2 separate regions of the Mus musculus genome follow, and region 2 is linked to region 1. A link is a loop called in an ENCODE intact Hi-C map of the cell type or tissue named here. Cell type or tissue: heart. All regions are shown on one strand.

The links. A loop is a pair of places that touch in the nucleus more often than their neighbours do. Peaks named below come from ENCODE experiments on the same cell type or tissue, not always from the same donor. Only the 100,000 strongest peaks of a DNase experiment are listed, where the experiment ranks them.
Region 2: a loop joins it to region 1, with 6 times the contacts of the local background. A loop is called at or near these places in 8 of 42 quality-filtered maps.

The regions. Positions count from the first base shown.
Region 1 is chr9:122,196,977-122,201,976 of GRCm38, reverse strand. It overlaps Ano10 (anoctamin 10), which reads left to right. Exons shown (of 13, transcript NM_133979.3): 12 at 90-206. Among named protein-coding and RNA genes, the nearest start is that of Mir8106, 75 kb to the left of the region's middle. In heart, a CTCF peak has its summit at 2,547 (motif pointing right); DNase peaks (open chromatin) are centred at 2,486 and 3,176; H3K27ac peaks cover 2,899 bases.
Region 2 is chr9:122,016,411-122,021,410 of GRCm38, reverse strand. It overlaps Gm39463 (a long non-coding RNA gene), which reads right to left. Exons shown (of 2, transcript XR_871388.3): 2 at 4,978-5,000. Among named protein-coding and RNA genes, the nearest start is that of Pomgnt2, 23 kb to the right of the region's middle. In heart, CTCF peaks have their summits at 758 (motif pointing right) and 2,538; DNase peaks (open chromatin) are centred at 40 and 2,430; H3K27ac peaks cover 865 bases.

The sequences.
Region 1 (5,000 bases):
ACAGAAAGAGTCCAGCATCCTTTAGGATCTAACTTCTCTGCTGGCAACAGGTGGGTAAAACTCTCAACATGAGGTCTTTCTCTTTGCAGCATGCACTCTTGGCTCTGAAGTTCATACTCGCATTTGCCATCCCTGATAAACCACGGCACATCCAACAGAAACTGGCCAGATTGGAATTCGAATCTTTGGAGGCACTCAAGCAACAGGTAAGAGCAGTGTGCCTGGAGACACTGCTGGACTATATTCCTCTAGCACAGGCGCCAAGTCACTGCGTCTCCTTTAGCATGGACTTGTCAGTTAAATGAACACAAAGGAGATGGGATAGCCCAACCCAGATCAGTAATGTCACCAAGGGTGAGGCTAAGCAAGTAGAATAGCTAAGCAATGGGAAATGATAAATACAGGTTTCTAAGAATCACTGCAGAGCCACCCCCACCATGTTCTAACCATGCCTTATATAGAAGCACTGGGGAGGAGAGGCCAGTGAGCAGGATTCCAAATAGTCTCTTACAGAGAGACTGGAGACCTGTGGGCAGAGCCTTAAAGAGTGCTGTGAAGATTGTTTCCTTGTTCTACCAGATGAAAGGGGGGAGAGAGAGAGAGAGAGAGAGAGAGAGAGAGAGAGAGAGAGAGAGAGAGAGAGAGAGAGAGAGAGAGAATGAGAATGAATGAGGATGAATAGGGGGGAGAGTTTACCCTCAGTAGGATTCACCACTGGTGATTTTCTGCCTGTGAGGAGAACAACTAGAAGTCAGTGAGTTTCTAGATGCTCAGAGTGGTTACCTCCATGTGTCAATTTAAGCAACAACACAATGGAGGCAGTGGATTGGGCAGTGTCTTCTTGGGGACCAACTTCAGGTCCAACACCCCCTGCACTACACAGTACTTAGGGAACTAGAGGGGAATCATGAAAAGAATCCACCCTAGCTGACCCTCTAAGAAGTAAGGGTTCTCAGGGCAGTGTTACAGATGGAGACCTCCCCCATGTTAGGAGAGAACTGTGGTTGGATGTGGGGGTTCAACCCAAAAGAGGAGACAAGAGAACCTGGTCTCCAGTCAGCTGGTCTCACTGTACCATGGTAGATGGCAAGACTCAGTTTTGGGATTTGCTAGAGAAATAGGTCCTGAGCCTTGGTCAAGCTCCTAGTGCTCCACAGTGAAACAGCCCTGTGGTGGAGAATGTAGCTCAGAGAACTAAAACAGTCACATACTAAAAGAGGCAGACATACCACGTCTGCAGACAGAGGGGGTTACACACGTAAAGTCCATACGGTAGTTACTGTCATGGCAGGTGGGTTTCTGTGAGCTTTAGGCCATTCTGGACTATGTATGAAGTTCTAAGGCAGCCAGGACTATAGCATAATGAACCCCTCCCCCCCAAAAAGGTAAGGAGGTGGCATATAAGTTCTATATAAAATAATGTTTTCTTCCATGCAAAAATAAGCAGTTTAAATGTTATTGGAAAATTTTCATATACAGAAAAATTATAACATAAAGTCTTTAGATGGTAACTTATTAATATAGCATGGATAATCTGTATGCAAAGTATTTTTAAGGTATCTTAGAATTAGAAAATTCTCTCTTAGGCTAGGGAGATGCTCAGTAGTTAAAGCATGAGGACCAGAGTTCCGACTCCAGCACCCACAGGCAACTGGCCTGCAATTCCAGCTTCAGAAAGCAGAGATAGGCATCCATCTGCAGAGCAAGCTGGGCCTGTAAGCTGGATGGACTGTAGCAAGGGAGCATGGGGTTGACTGGGAGGTCCTGCCTGCCTCTCCATCTGCAGAGCAAGCTGGCCATAGATGGATGGACTGTAGCAAGGGAGCGTGGGGTTGACTGGGAGGTCCTGCCTGCCTCTCCATCTACAGAGCAAGCTGGCCATAGATGGATGGACTGTAGCAAGGGAGCGTGGGGTTGACTGGGAGATTCTGCCTGCCTCAGTGAATAGGAGAGAGGGTGATTCCCAACATTAGCTTTGGGCCTCTGCACATTCCCACAATCCCACAAACACACCCACACAGCCAGACCCACACACGCACATATACACATGTGCCCCCCCACCTCACCTGAAAATAGAAAAAGAAACGGTATTTAGTCTTGGGGAAACTCTGTCAGTCAAATATGCAGGAACAAACGTGGGGAAAGCTCAGCTCCTCCTCACCCTCCCACTGAGCCTCACTGCTGGAGAAGGAGATATCCTGGAAGGTCAGACCACCCTGCTTGTGCCTCTCCACACCTCCACTGGCAAGTGCCTTTCCCAGGGCTTGTGTTTTCTGCCTTCTTTAGCTTGGTGTTCCACCCTGACTTGTAACTAACTGTGGCCTCAACTCCCTGCTCCGCCCTTTGCCATAGAGAGAGAGGCTTCTGGTCACATGTTAAAGCCTCTTGTTGCCCTGCCTCCTCCTCTGTTCCCATCCCAGAGCCAGGCACAGTTGAGCTTAGGCAGTCTCTGCCACTAAGCCTGTCAGGAGATGGCTTGCACTCTGAATGGGGTTGGCCTTTTAACCAGCATACCATAAATCCTGACTTGGAGGCCTGGGTCTGGCCAGCGGGAGGCGCTCAGCACCCTCTGTTGAACCTCCCAGGGACAAACTGTTCTGCAGTGAACTTGGAAGGAAGTGCTAGAAGCAGAGCGCAGCCCCTCACAGTGGGAAACGGGCATTCCTAAGCACACCGGCAAGCTAGATGTGTATGGAAGAGCAGGCAGGTAGACTCATTTGCTTTGCAAAGGGCGTTTGAAATTACTCAGCTCAATTGAGACCTTTAGGAAGAACTTGGGCGGATGCCTGTGTTTCTTTATAAATTGGCTTACTTGGTATCCGGTCATTTTTAAAAGATCCAATTAAACAGAAGGGACTATCCAAGAACCATTTGGTAACTGGAGTCTAGTACCCATCCCAGAGAAGTCAGTAGCCACTTAGCTAGCTACTCCAGGCAGCCTAGCTGCTAAGTCCAGAGCATATATGTGAGCCAGGGAGCAAGGACAGAAGCCTAGAGCCTCCCAGAAAGATAGTAGCCACTGAAATCAGCTCAAAGAACAAGACAAGGGCCCAAATCAGTACAGGATTGTTACCCAGAGGGTTGGTGCTCAGCACTCACCAGCACTGCCTGTCTAGCTGGGATAGCACTCTGGGGAGAGAGCCTGGCCTCTGAGTCATCCTATCCCTCTTCTCCTGGGTCACACAGCTTGTCTACCACACAGGCCGTAAGGTCATGATGAGGATGTACTGGGACAGTGTGCGGAGGGGAGACAGGGATGCTAAGTGGGAACAAGGACCTCCTTTCACCTGAGCACCTTGTATGACAACTGCTTCTGGGTGGGGTCTCAGAGTTCCGATTGCCACAATCAACCACTCTGACTGTAAACAACTTGGGGAAGAAGTTTATTTCAGTTTACAACTCTCAGGTCAAGCTCCATTGCTGACAAAAGTCAAGGCAGGGGCCGTGGATGATTGTTGCCCACTGGCTTGTTGCTAAGGGCGACCCAGCCTGCTTTCTGTAGCACTCAGGACCAATAGCCCGGAGGTGGCACCATCCATATTGAGCTGGGCCCGCCGTAAGTAATCATCGGCCATAAAGTGCACCACAGCTCTGCCCACAGGGCAACCTGGTGGGGCATTTTCTCATTTGAGGTTCCCTCTTCTCAGGTCACTGCAGGTTTTATCAGCCTGACATAAAACTAGCCAACAGAGGCAAGAAGAATTGTGCCTTGGAAGCAACATCCCCTGTCCCCTTGGAAGCAACACCCCCTGTCTCCATGGTCCTCCACAGTTGGAAATTCTAGGTGTTGACTGTGGCAGCTGATGTATCCTGAGGAGAGTATGAGCTGCACATGAGTAAAAGCCCCACCCCCACCCCCCATGGGTGACTCCCAGAGGCCTCTGCGTGGGATCTGTTAGCCATTCCTAGGCCATTTCTCCCACAGTAGCTTTGTCTCAGCTAAGGAGTTAACCTTCTAGATTTTTCTGCCTTAGCTTCTTCAGTACATCTTTTGGGAGCCTGCGCAGCCAGCATGATAAACGTCCTCACAGGTGGCTGGAGAGACAGCTCAGTGGGTGAGAGGGCTTGCTATGCTAGTGACCTGAATTCATATCCAAGTACCCACAGAAGCAAAAGACCCTATGTGGCCATGTCAGGCTTGTATTCCCAGCGCTGTGTGGACATACTGGAGACTCACTGAGGCTCCCTGGCTGCCACCCTAGCTCCAGGTTCAATGGGAAGCATTGCCTGAAGGAGGTAAGGCAGAGAGAAGTGATGATGGAGCAGGACGCTTGATGTCCCCTCCCGCAGCCCCTAACTTCTGTGTAAAGAGAGTGGGGGATGGGGGAGAGGAAGGGAGGAGGAGATGTCTGCTCTGGTAGATGTTGGCTCCTGGCACCTCATCCATTCCTCTGCTGCCCTTTTCTCACTTGGGGTCTCCTGCCACTGTGTAATGGGGCCACTGTCCTTGGTCAGGCTTTTGTCTCCTCTGTGAGCTGTTACGTTCCTAGGTCCAGGTAGTGTCCTACACGGTACAAAGCCTAGCATAAAGTAGTCTCTGGATAAATACCTCAGACTTTGTTGACTCGCACATAGCTCAGAAGCCAGTGTATTAAATAAATGACAAATGATGTCCTTGGACAAAGTGAGAGTCTTAAAATAGACACACAGGCAAAAATGGAGACAAGTCATGTGCCTTCCTGGGATTGCTGGGGGAAGGAATGTGCTGGGGAGCCCTTCAGACGGACCCCAGTCCTGGCTTGGTAAAACTCAGATTTTCTTCCCCCATCAGTAATAAGGAAAGCTTACTAAGTCTGTAGTGTAACCGCAAAGTAAGCCAGATAGAGTGCTTAGCCCTTGTGCTAAAACCTGGCAAATCCTGCCAGGCCACCGTTCGCTCTGTATTTTCCATTCTCTCCAGAGAAGTCTTTAAAGCATGTGAGTCCTTCAAATGTAGCTGCTTTCCCCAGGGAGCAGTCTGTTGGTTGCCACTGACCTCATCTGTTTTCTAACAAACTTTA
Region 2 (5,000 bases), 180 kb after region 1:
CCATGGAGGGGTGCTGCTTACTGGCTTGCTCCCCATGGCTTGCTCAGCCTGCTTTCTTACAGAACCCAGATCACCAGCCCAGGGATGATATCACCCACAATGGGCTGTGCCCTCCCCCATTGATCACTAATTGAGAAAATGCCTTTCAGCTGGATCTCATGGAGGTATTTCCTCAACTGAGGCGCCTTTCTCTCTGATGACTCTAGCTTGTGTCAAGTTGACACAAAACCAGCCAGTCCTCATGCCCTCGATGATTGAACCATCCCCCCACCCAGCCCAAATTTAAGTCTTTGTTCTATGACCTCAAATGGCTTCTGAGGCCCTCTAGTGAGATTTACGTTTAGCTATTGTATGTTTCAACTACAAAATTTCTATTTGGTGCCTAAAAGCAACTTCTCTGTCTTTATTTAAATTACTGACTTGGTGAGGCACTATTCTGATCCTTTCTTTTCATTCTTTAGACATTATTTCCTTGAATTGTTTGAATAATTTATACAAGCTTATTTAGAGTCTTCATCTAAAAATTCAATGTATGACTTCTGTAGTACTCTCCATTGATCATGTGCCCCCTCCCGAATTTACCATATTTTAATGTTTCTTTGTTTGTCTCATGAAACACTGGAGTAGGTAATACAATGTGGAGCAACGGCAACTACACAGATCCTTCCACTTTCAGAGCTCCTTTTAAAACATTTATTTTTTATTACATGTGTTGGGTGTTTTGCCTGCATGCATATATGTGTACATGTGCACCGGCAGAGGCCAGGAGAGGGCATTACATCCATGGAAGTGTAGTTAGAGTCGGGAACTGAACTCAGGTCCTCTGTATGAGCAGCCAGTGCCCTTAACCACTGAGCCGTCTTTCTAGGGCTTCTTATTGCTACTGCTGATTTTGTGGCTGCTGCTGCTGTCTGTGTCTTGTGGCCCCAGTAGATTACTGAGGTAGTCTGTACTTCCTGTAGTGAAGGCCACAGGAGATTCTGCTGGCTCCACTCAGCTGTCAGCTAATGAGACAGTGATTGCTTTGAGTGTGGTGAGCCCGCAGGTCCTTTATAGTTGTCCAGAGGCTCTGTGTGGCCTGAGGTGTGTCTTTTGCTTAAGCTTTCCCCTTTTGCTTGTGAAAAGTTTCATAGAAACATATGGCTTACACACATACACTCACTCACTTACTCACTCACTCACAGACACACTCATACTCACACACAAATACACACACTCACATTCACACTCTTATACACACTCATATACACATACACACATTCATTCACACACACACTCTTTCTCTCTCTCTCTCTTTCTTACACACACACAGACACACACACACACACACTCACATACAGAGGCATGGCACCTTTCTGCAAATCATGACTTTTTAGATCCCCAGATGATGTCAAAGCTTTTTCTTCATCATAAATTTTTGGCCAACCTTGTTTGTATCAATGTTTTCCCATGTAACTTTATAAATATTATTTCTAATAATGTTATTAGATTTTTATATTAAATTTTAATTTGTATGTGTTTTGCCCATGTGTATGTATGTGCGCTGCTGTCATGCCTGGTCCACGCACAGGTCAGGAGAGGACAATGGGTCCCCAGACCTTGAGTTGAGATGGTTATGAATCCCCATGGTGCTTTCTGACACTCGGAACCCAGTCAGGTTCCGCACCAACACAGATGTTGGCTCTCTGCTCTCAGCGTCTTCCTTCTATCGTGAGGGGCTTCCATCCACCTCTGTAACTCTGTTTAAAATAAAGGATATGCCAAAGTGTCTGCAAATGTGTTCTTATTTAAAACCAAGCAGAGATGACTTTGATGTGTTTGACGCTGACGGCTCAAAGTGAGCCTGCTTTGCTCTCTCTTTTGGTTGATGAGACAGATCCCCTTTCTCTTCCTCGCACTATACCGGCTCTTGCTGCAAGAAGGAATTCACACAAAACATCTCAACCTGGCTTTCTTCTGATACTCACGGAGGCATCGCAGGCTGACACTTGCCCTTCTCCTCTGTGATTCTAAGACCTGGGGTCAGTGAGTGACTGTGCATGGAGAAACACCTACAGATAGACTCGGGTGGGACCCATGGAGGTGTCATTTTAACAGTACAAAAGAGCCAAGGTTCTCTTCCTCAGTGCAGCCCTTCTCAGACCACACACAGCAGGAGAGCCAGATGCCGCACCTCTGCCAAGTCTCCACGCTGCTTGGCAAGGAGCGTGGCCAGCAGCCAATGGGGCAAGGGGCAGAGGGGAGAACATTCTGAGTCGGCTTTACAGAGTCACAGTTTCAACTTAGTCAAAAGTGGACTCTTTAATAATATAGAGCCTTTAAGCAGCCAAAGGCTTAAAGTCTAGCATAAAGCAGATTCTCACAGCTGGAAGGTAAATCCCCAGAAGACAGCCCTCACCATGGAAACGCTGACACAGCCTTCCAGTCCCTCTCGGGAATTAAACCCCTCATTTCAATGTTTTTCTTTATTTTGAGCTGGAATCACATACAAGTCTAGGAATGCAACTCGTTCTGATAGGAAACTAAATGCTGCCCCCTGTCAGGACCCAGAGGGAAGTGTCCTCTCACTACAATAGTGCACAGTCAGGTTTAGACAATCATGGACCCAGGAAAGAAAATCCTGCAAGGTTTTTCCCTGGGAAAAATGAAGAAGGGAAGGGAAAGGAAGGGAGAGGAGGGGGAGGGAGGGGAGGGAAAGAGAGGAGAAGGGGAAGGGGAAGAGAGAAAGGGAAGGGGAGGGGAGGGAAGAGAAAGGGGGAAGGAAGGGAGAGAAGGAAGGGGAGGAGAGGGAGAGAAAAAGAAGAAAAGGGAAGGGAAGGGAGGGGAGGGGAGGGGAGAGGAGAGAAGGAAAAGAAGAAGGGAACCGGAGGGGAAAAAAAGGAAGAAGAGGGGAGACATGATATTAAAAGAACAGCCACTGTGAGCAACTGGGGCTGAGTCCTTGGAGGAATTCTGGAAGCAGCGTAGGCTCCTTCCATAAAAACCCCACAAGAGGAGTTTCCAGAGTATGCTTTGCTGAGAAGCAGCCCAGAGAGTGAAACTCAGAACAGAGGTTAGAGGTTAGAGGTTAGAGGTTAGAGGTTAGAGGTTAGAGGTTAGAGGTTAGAGGTTAGAGGTTAGAGGGGAGGCTGGTAATGTCACCCAAAGGTCAGAGGACACAGCAACAGAAGGGCTCTGGGCAGGGAAGGGATCCAGCTGACTTTGCTGAGGTCGTCTTAAGCTCCTCTTGTCAAGCACCCAGCATCCCACAGCTCTTGCCTGGTATTGGTTCTTTCCCGACTTACCTTCGTGAATCTTAATACGCTGTTATTTGTGATGGAAGAGCATAGCATGTAAAAGAATCAGAAAGCTTATGTCCTAGTTTGCTTTCTGTGGCTGTTATAAAACACTGACCAAAATCAACTTGATTTTGGAAAGAAACTTGAAAAGGAGAGAAAAATGTTTATTCCATCTTACAATCCCAGCTAACGTGTCATCAGGAAGCCAGGCGCTCAGGGCAGGACCTGAAGCGGAGACCACAGGGGATGCTGTGTACTGACTTCCTCCATAAGCTCATGAAGATTTGAGCTCTCAGTGGCCTCCCCTAGCCCAAGGCTCTGAAATGGCCTATCACGACGATACCCCACTCTCTGATACCAATTTCTGTCCCAGTTTGCTTTTTGTTGCTGGGATAAAATATGGATAAAAAGTAAACAGGAGGGAAAAGGGTTTGTTTGCCTTACAGGTTATATCCAGTCCACCAGACCAGGGAAGAAATTGAAGCAGGGCCCATGGAGAAATGATTGCTTACTGGCTTGCTCTCTATGGATTTCTCGGCTGCTTTTCACACAGCCCAGACCTAACTGCATAGGGATGGCACTGCCCACTGTGCTGGACCCTCTCACCCCAACTAGCAATCAAGAAATTGCCCACAGACAAGCCAAAGGCACCTGCCTTTGATGGAGGCAATTCCTCAACAAAGTTCCTTCTTCCCAGGTGACTCTAGTTTGTGTCAAGTTGTCAAAAATTAACTAGTGCAACCTCAAATAAGCAGAAAGCCCGTGCAACCTCAAACAAGCAGAGAAGGAAGCAGAGTCCCAGAGGCACAACTCCTGTGCCTTTGGTCCTGTGTGTGCCATCCCTTTGTAAGGACTTCATGATCAGGGTCAACCTATGTTTCCTGAACGGCACTGTTCTGTGACTCCTCATTCTAAGTAGCAGGTTTTATAAACACACACACACACACACACACACACACACACACACACACACACTTTATCTAACAAAGGCCAAAGAATCTTGAATTATTTCCAAACCTTCTCTAGCATCTGTTGGACATTTACAGGGAGTGGCAGGCCATGACAGTAAGTAAATTGGTGAGGAGAGGGGAAAAAATTAAACTTGGAAAATACTTGTTATTTTTAAAAATATGAGGACTAAATAATCCCAAAAGTCAGAGAGTTTTACTTTGAAGGTGAGCCTAGAAGTGGCATTAATATTCCTGTGGGCACTGGCAAAGCAAATGCACAAAGGTGAGAGGGTTTGTTTTGTTTGTTTGTTTGTTTGAATCTGATTGCTTTTGAGATGGTTCTGACTATGAGCCCAGACTGGATTGGACTCATAACCCTCCTGCCTCCACCTCCTGAGTATGGGATTATAGGTGCGAGTCAAATATTTTTTTTAACATCCCCTCTCCTCTTGCAAATCTGGGCACAAAGCAGAGTAGAGGATTCTGTGTCTTGTGTAAGCTTTGACTAAGAGACGGCACTGGGAGGCCTCCTACCTAGAAAACAACTTGGCTTCCTCAGGCAATGTGTTATCAATGGCCTGCAGGAGGACCCAGCCATGTTGAGGGCTCGCAGTAGCTCTAGGAAGAGAGTTCAAATCCTTCTCATTGACCTTGGAGCACTCAAAGAAGGAAGTGCCACAGATACGTGAAGCTAAGAAGAGGTAGGTGACAAGCCATGTGGCACTCATAGAATAGAATAAACGGGTTAATTAAGTTACACAGCAGTGGAGGA